2 separate regions of the Homo sapiens genome follow, and region 1 is linked to region 2. A link is a loop called in an ENCODE intact Hi-C map of the cell type or tissue named here. Cell type or tissue: spleen. All regions are shown on one strand.

Evidence for each region. A loop is a pair of places that touch in the nucleus more often than their neighbours do. Peaks named below come from ENCODE experiments on the same cell type or tissue, not always from the same donor. Only the 100,000 strongest peaks of a DNase experiment are listed, where the experiment ranks them.
Region 1: a loop joins it to region 2, with 7 times the contacts of the local background. A loop is called at or near these places in 50 of 110 quality-filtered maps.

The regions. Positions count from the first base shown.
Region 1 is chr6:63,926,212-63,928,711 of GRCh38, reverse strand. The region is part of intron 35 of EYS (eyes shut homolog); the gene reads left to right. It overlaps LOC105377836 (a long non-coding RNA gene), which reads right to left. Exons shown (of 3, transcript XR_942649.2): 1 at 2,142-2,500. Among named protein-coding and RNA genes, the nearest start is that of SCAT8, 120 kb to the right of the region's middle. In spleen, no CTCF peak of the experiment used is centred here; no DNase peak of the experiment used is centred here.
Region 2 is chr6:64,330,055-64,332,554 of GRCh38, reverse strand. The region is part of intron 29 of EYS (eyes shut homolog); the gene reads left to right. Among named protein-coding and RNA genes, the nearest start is that of SCAT8, 520 kb to the right of the region's middle. RefSeq lists silencers at 1,384-1,543, 1,305-1,599. In spleen, CTCF peaks have their summits at 1,236 and 1,443 (motif pointing right); no DNase peak of the experiment used is centred here.

The DNA.
Region 1 (2,500 bases), 400 kb after region 2:
ATTAAAATGTCAGGAAGAAATTGTCCTTTAAGCAGATGCTACCTGACCCAATACTGGAAATCAAGAGATGAAAACTTTACCATTTAAAGTGAGATAGAATATATGTAACGATATATACTTATTATCATGCCCACCTCAGCACCTACGCATGCGCACACGCACACACACACACACACACACACACACAGTCAAAAGGTGAGCAACAGTAGATGCCTGTGCCTCCTTACTTCAAATTATTTTGTCATTTGACAAATATTCACTGATCACCTATTGTATGTCTGATAATGTCATAAGCACTTTAGACACATCTGTGAATAAAACATACAAAAATATTTGCCTTCATGGAGCTTATTTTCTAATGTAATCCTAGGCAATGAGAAGAATGAATCAGTATAGCATTATGTACTTTTTTTTAAGATAGGCACAAAGCTGAGCCTAGAGCCAGTCTACCAAACACTGTAGAAGAGTCATAGAGCATTTGAAAAATAAGTCAGCATAAACCTTCTCTTTCTGCTAGTAATCAGTTATTTTACAAGCCAGTGTTGTCTAGCACTTTAAATGTTCAAAGCATCAAAATACGTCAGCACGATTGATCTTCTCAACTTCTATTATACCATTATACCATTGAGAAAAGGACACAGAGAGGCTAAGTGATCTACCTAACATTACACAGCTCATCGGAAACCAATGCTTTTTCCATTATGCCATACTGTTCTTCTAAGTTAGTGGAAAATGCATGAGACTTCAATCTAGAGTAGAGAAGCCTGTCTGAGCATCAAAAGAACAAAAGCCTAGGAAGCTCATAAATTTTCATGTAATTTCAGGGATGGAGGTGACCTCAACAGTCATGACTATAAAAAGCTATTCCTTCACCACTACCTCCAAGCTACCTAACACAGCCATCCTATGTTCATTCAGTAGCTTAAAGTATCCGCTGCCCAGCGTCTGTCTCAGAAGCCTGGCTTCTGTTTCTAGCATCTGCTTAACGATCTCTTGAGCCAGAGATTCAGCAGCAACTGGTTTCCATCTTGACACACTGATAATATGTCAGAGTTAAAGTTAAGGAGTTACTGAGTATTTCTGGCCACAGGAGGAATATAGAATATTAAACTGAAATGATATCTAAAAAGTGCCATCTCAAAAAACTCACCTTAACCACACTCAGCCCACAACAGAAAAAATTTAAAAAGGAACATCCATCTCAATTCGAGTGACATTTTTTCCAGATCAGCAGAAATGTTAATTGTTTTATGATCATGACTTTTTAGGCTTCCATAAGGCAAAGTAATAACAAATCTTCAAAGTCTGTCAAGTGTTTGGGCCATGGCTCATGATACAATGACTAGCAAATTACTGCCTTAAATCTGACTTAATGCAAAGGGCAACTGGCCCAAAGTCAGCCAACATGACCTCTTATCTCATTTTTGTCTTTTATTAAGTGCAGGATCCTGATTAGTAACATTGAGCTAGAGACATGCATAGATAATCTCGTTTATTCCTAAAAATAACTGTTTGATGGTAATATCCCTACTTTTCTGCGGAAACAAACTGAGGCTCAGAGAGGTCAAGTAATTTCCCAACATCACACAGCTATTAAGAGCAGAACAGACTAAGAACCCAAGTTTTCCTATGACTCCAAGACCATGTCCATTTTATTAGTCTTCATCCAATTCACAGAAAATGAGCATAACGACACCCACCCAATCTTTCTCCCAAAGCTGTTGTGAAATCAAGTGAGCTAATATTTACTTTAGAAGCTCTTTGAAAAAATCCACAAATATTTATTGAAATCTTATATCTGCTTAGTACTGAGTTGAGTATTAATATAATAGTTGAATTCTAAAGTCCAAAGTACAGCCTTTACCCAAGTGCAGGTCATTATTGTTAATTTGTACGTAATAGTAATGACAGCAATAAGTAACTTTCCTTATGTTTTAAGTACTGAGAACTTCTGGAAGCATTATAAGCAGAAGTACCATTAAACTCTCTACATTATCCATGACTATTACTGTGAAGTTATTACTATCATAGACATCCACAATGATCCAAAATCTGTGATTGAATGTCTGGACTAACTGTCAAAATGTGGCCCAAGTATTCAGTCTAGTTCCTGTACTGATAATCATTTATAAGCCACTTACCCTCTTTCTCCCTTCACCTTCGGTCTTTAATATAATAGAAAAAGAGTAACCTGCCATTAGGAGTGCTGTTAAGATACTGCAGCTCTCAGAGACTGGCTCTAAGACATGCTGAGCCCATTAAATGCACTGTAAAAGTCCCAAGTGGTATTAATGTTTAACTTTTACATACAGTATGCTACAGGAGAAACAACTACACAGAAAATAACAATGCTAAGGGCCCTTCCTGCTAGACCATTATAGCTAAGAAGAAAAAGCCAATTGTTCCCTTTGTATAGCTTATCATAGCATGTGGTAGGGATTCTATCATTCTGTAATGTTTTTCTGGAGTGATTGAAAGTTAAGAATATGCTTGACTAGAT
Region 2 (2,500 bases):
CTATGATGAACCCAAGGTGTGATACCTGCAACTTCAACAGCAGTGAGGTAGACAAGATCACAATATGGGGACCATCCGATAAAGGCCCTAAGGTGGTTGGGTTCCATCATTTGACCCAGACAGAGTCTCCAGGTTGGAAGGGATATACTGCATCTGTGAGACTAACAGGTATTCTTTTCCTTACCCACCCTTGTATTTACTACATGGTCTCACTTAAGGCTTGCATTTGCCTTCTTAAGGTTAATTCCCCAATTTATTTTAAATCCCCTTTTATCTGAATTATGATTGAGGGTGGTCAGCCGAACACTATCTCACAGGGTGAATACCCGGTTAATTTAGTAGGGGTGCACCTGACATGGAGAAGGACCACGGGCAGCACCTGATCTCACCTTAGATGAGTTTCTTGACAAAACTTCTTTAACAGCTGTTTGAGTGTCCAGTTCATTCTTTCAACTCTTCCAGAACCCTGTAGGTGATAAGCTGTATGCAGTTTCCATTTGATTTTTAACATCTGCGTTAGCTGTTGTACTATCTCTACCACAAACACTGGGCCACTGTCTGATCCTAATGTTAGAGTCAGTCAAAATCTAGAAATAATGTCCTTTAGTAAGATCTTGGTTACTTCCTGAGCTTTCTCTGTCCTGGTGGGAAATGCCTCAACCCACCCTGAGAAAGTGAAGGCAAACACTAGCATGTACCAGTAGCCTCTGGCTTGAGGCAGCTTGGTAAAGTCCACAAGCAGGTTTTCACACGGTGTAGCTCCAGTTTCTTGAATCCCTGGGGGCCATGTTGGCCCCTGCCATGGATTGTTTTGGGCACAAGTTAAACATTGCTCACAAATGGCTTGAGCGATGGCAGTTAGGTGCAGCACATAGAAATGCTGTCCTACAAGAGTCTCTAATGCAGTTTTTCCCATATGCATTCCTTGATGAAACTTTTATGAACTGGGCGGGCGGGGGGGCTATTGGAAGGCGAGCCTCCCATCTGAGAACTTCCACCAACCTCCTTTCTGGTAACTTCCACTGTCCTGCTCAAATGCCTTTTCATTAGAGGAGTAGTTAGTGGGTTCTGTTAGGGGAAGCTCCAGTAAGGGCATGGTAAGGGTTTCCTCTTCCTTCTTAGTTACCTCTGTCATTGCAGCTCTTTTGGCTTCTCTGTCGCCTTTCTGTTTCCTCTAGCCTCGTCACGCCCTCCTGTTTGATGCCCTTTGCAATAGATGACTGCTACTTCTTTTGGAGCCCATATGGCTTCTAAGAGCTGCTCTATTTCCTTTTCATTTTTGATTTCCTTTCCTTCAGTAGTTAATAATCCTCTTTCCTTGTATATGGCTCCATGGGCATGCAAATGGCAAAAACATACCTTGAGTCAGTATAGATGCTTACTGACTTTCCTTTGGCCAAGAGCAACGTTCTAGTGAGAGCTATTAGCTCAGCTCTTTGGGCCGAAGTTCCGACCAGCAGAGGGCAGGCTTCAGCTACTGAATTCAGTGTTACCACTGCATATCCAGCCCATCTGACACCTTCAGATATGAAGCTGCTTTCATCAGTAAAGTATTCAACATCTTGGTATTTTAAGGGCTGGTCCTTTAAGTCTTTTTAGCTTGAGAAAACCTCATCCACTGTTTCCACACAACAGTGATACCCTGGGCCACACAATGGGGGCTTTCCATGCTCCACCCACTGTATTGGCAGCAGTGTGGCTGGATTTAGATTATTCACAGTCTCTAAGGTTATATAGGGGTTTTCACAAAAAAGTCCTTGATATCTTAACATCCTAGGGTTAGAAAGCAAGCGATACCCCCTCTGCTCCAACAGGGTGATGACCATGTGGGGCACGCAAATTATTAACCTTTGTCCAAATGTGAGCTTGTTAGCATCTTGCGCTAACAGGGCAGTGGCTGCCAATGCCATCCCATAGCCACCAAGTCTAGTCACTTGAACAAATATGCCATGGGCTGATATCATGACCCTAGTTTTTGTACCAAGACTCCTGTAGCTATTCCTTTTCTTTCATGGACATACAGGTAAAAAGGCCTTGTCATGTCTGGCAGTTCCAATGCTGGGACCTGGATCAAGGCCTTCTTGATTTCTTTGAAGGCCGTGTCCTGCTCTTTTCCCCACAGGAGGGGTTCTTTCCCCCCTCCCTTTGGTAGTCTCATACAATGGTTTTGCCGAGTGTGTAATTTGGAATCCAAATGTGAGACAAACCAGCTGCCCCTAAAAACTCCCACACTTGTTGTCCAGTGCCAGGTTGAGGAATGCCACACACAGTCTCTTTTCACTCATGTCCGAGCTCACGCTGCCCTTGAGAGATGTTAAAGCCAAGATACCTTGCTCTTTGGCCACAGATTTGTGCCTTTTCCTTAGACACCTTATAGCCAGCCTCCCACAGAACACGAAGGAAGCTTTCTGTGCCTTGAAAGCACTCTTCTTTTGTGGGTGCAGCTAACAATAAATCATCTATATACTGCAACAGGACACGGCGGTCACTTGGTGGCATG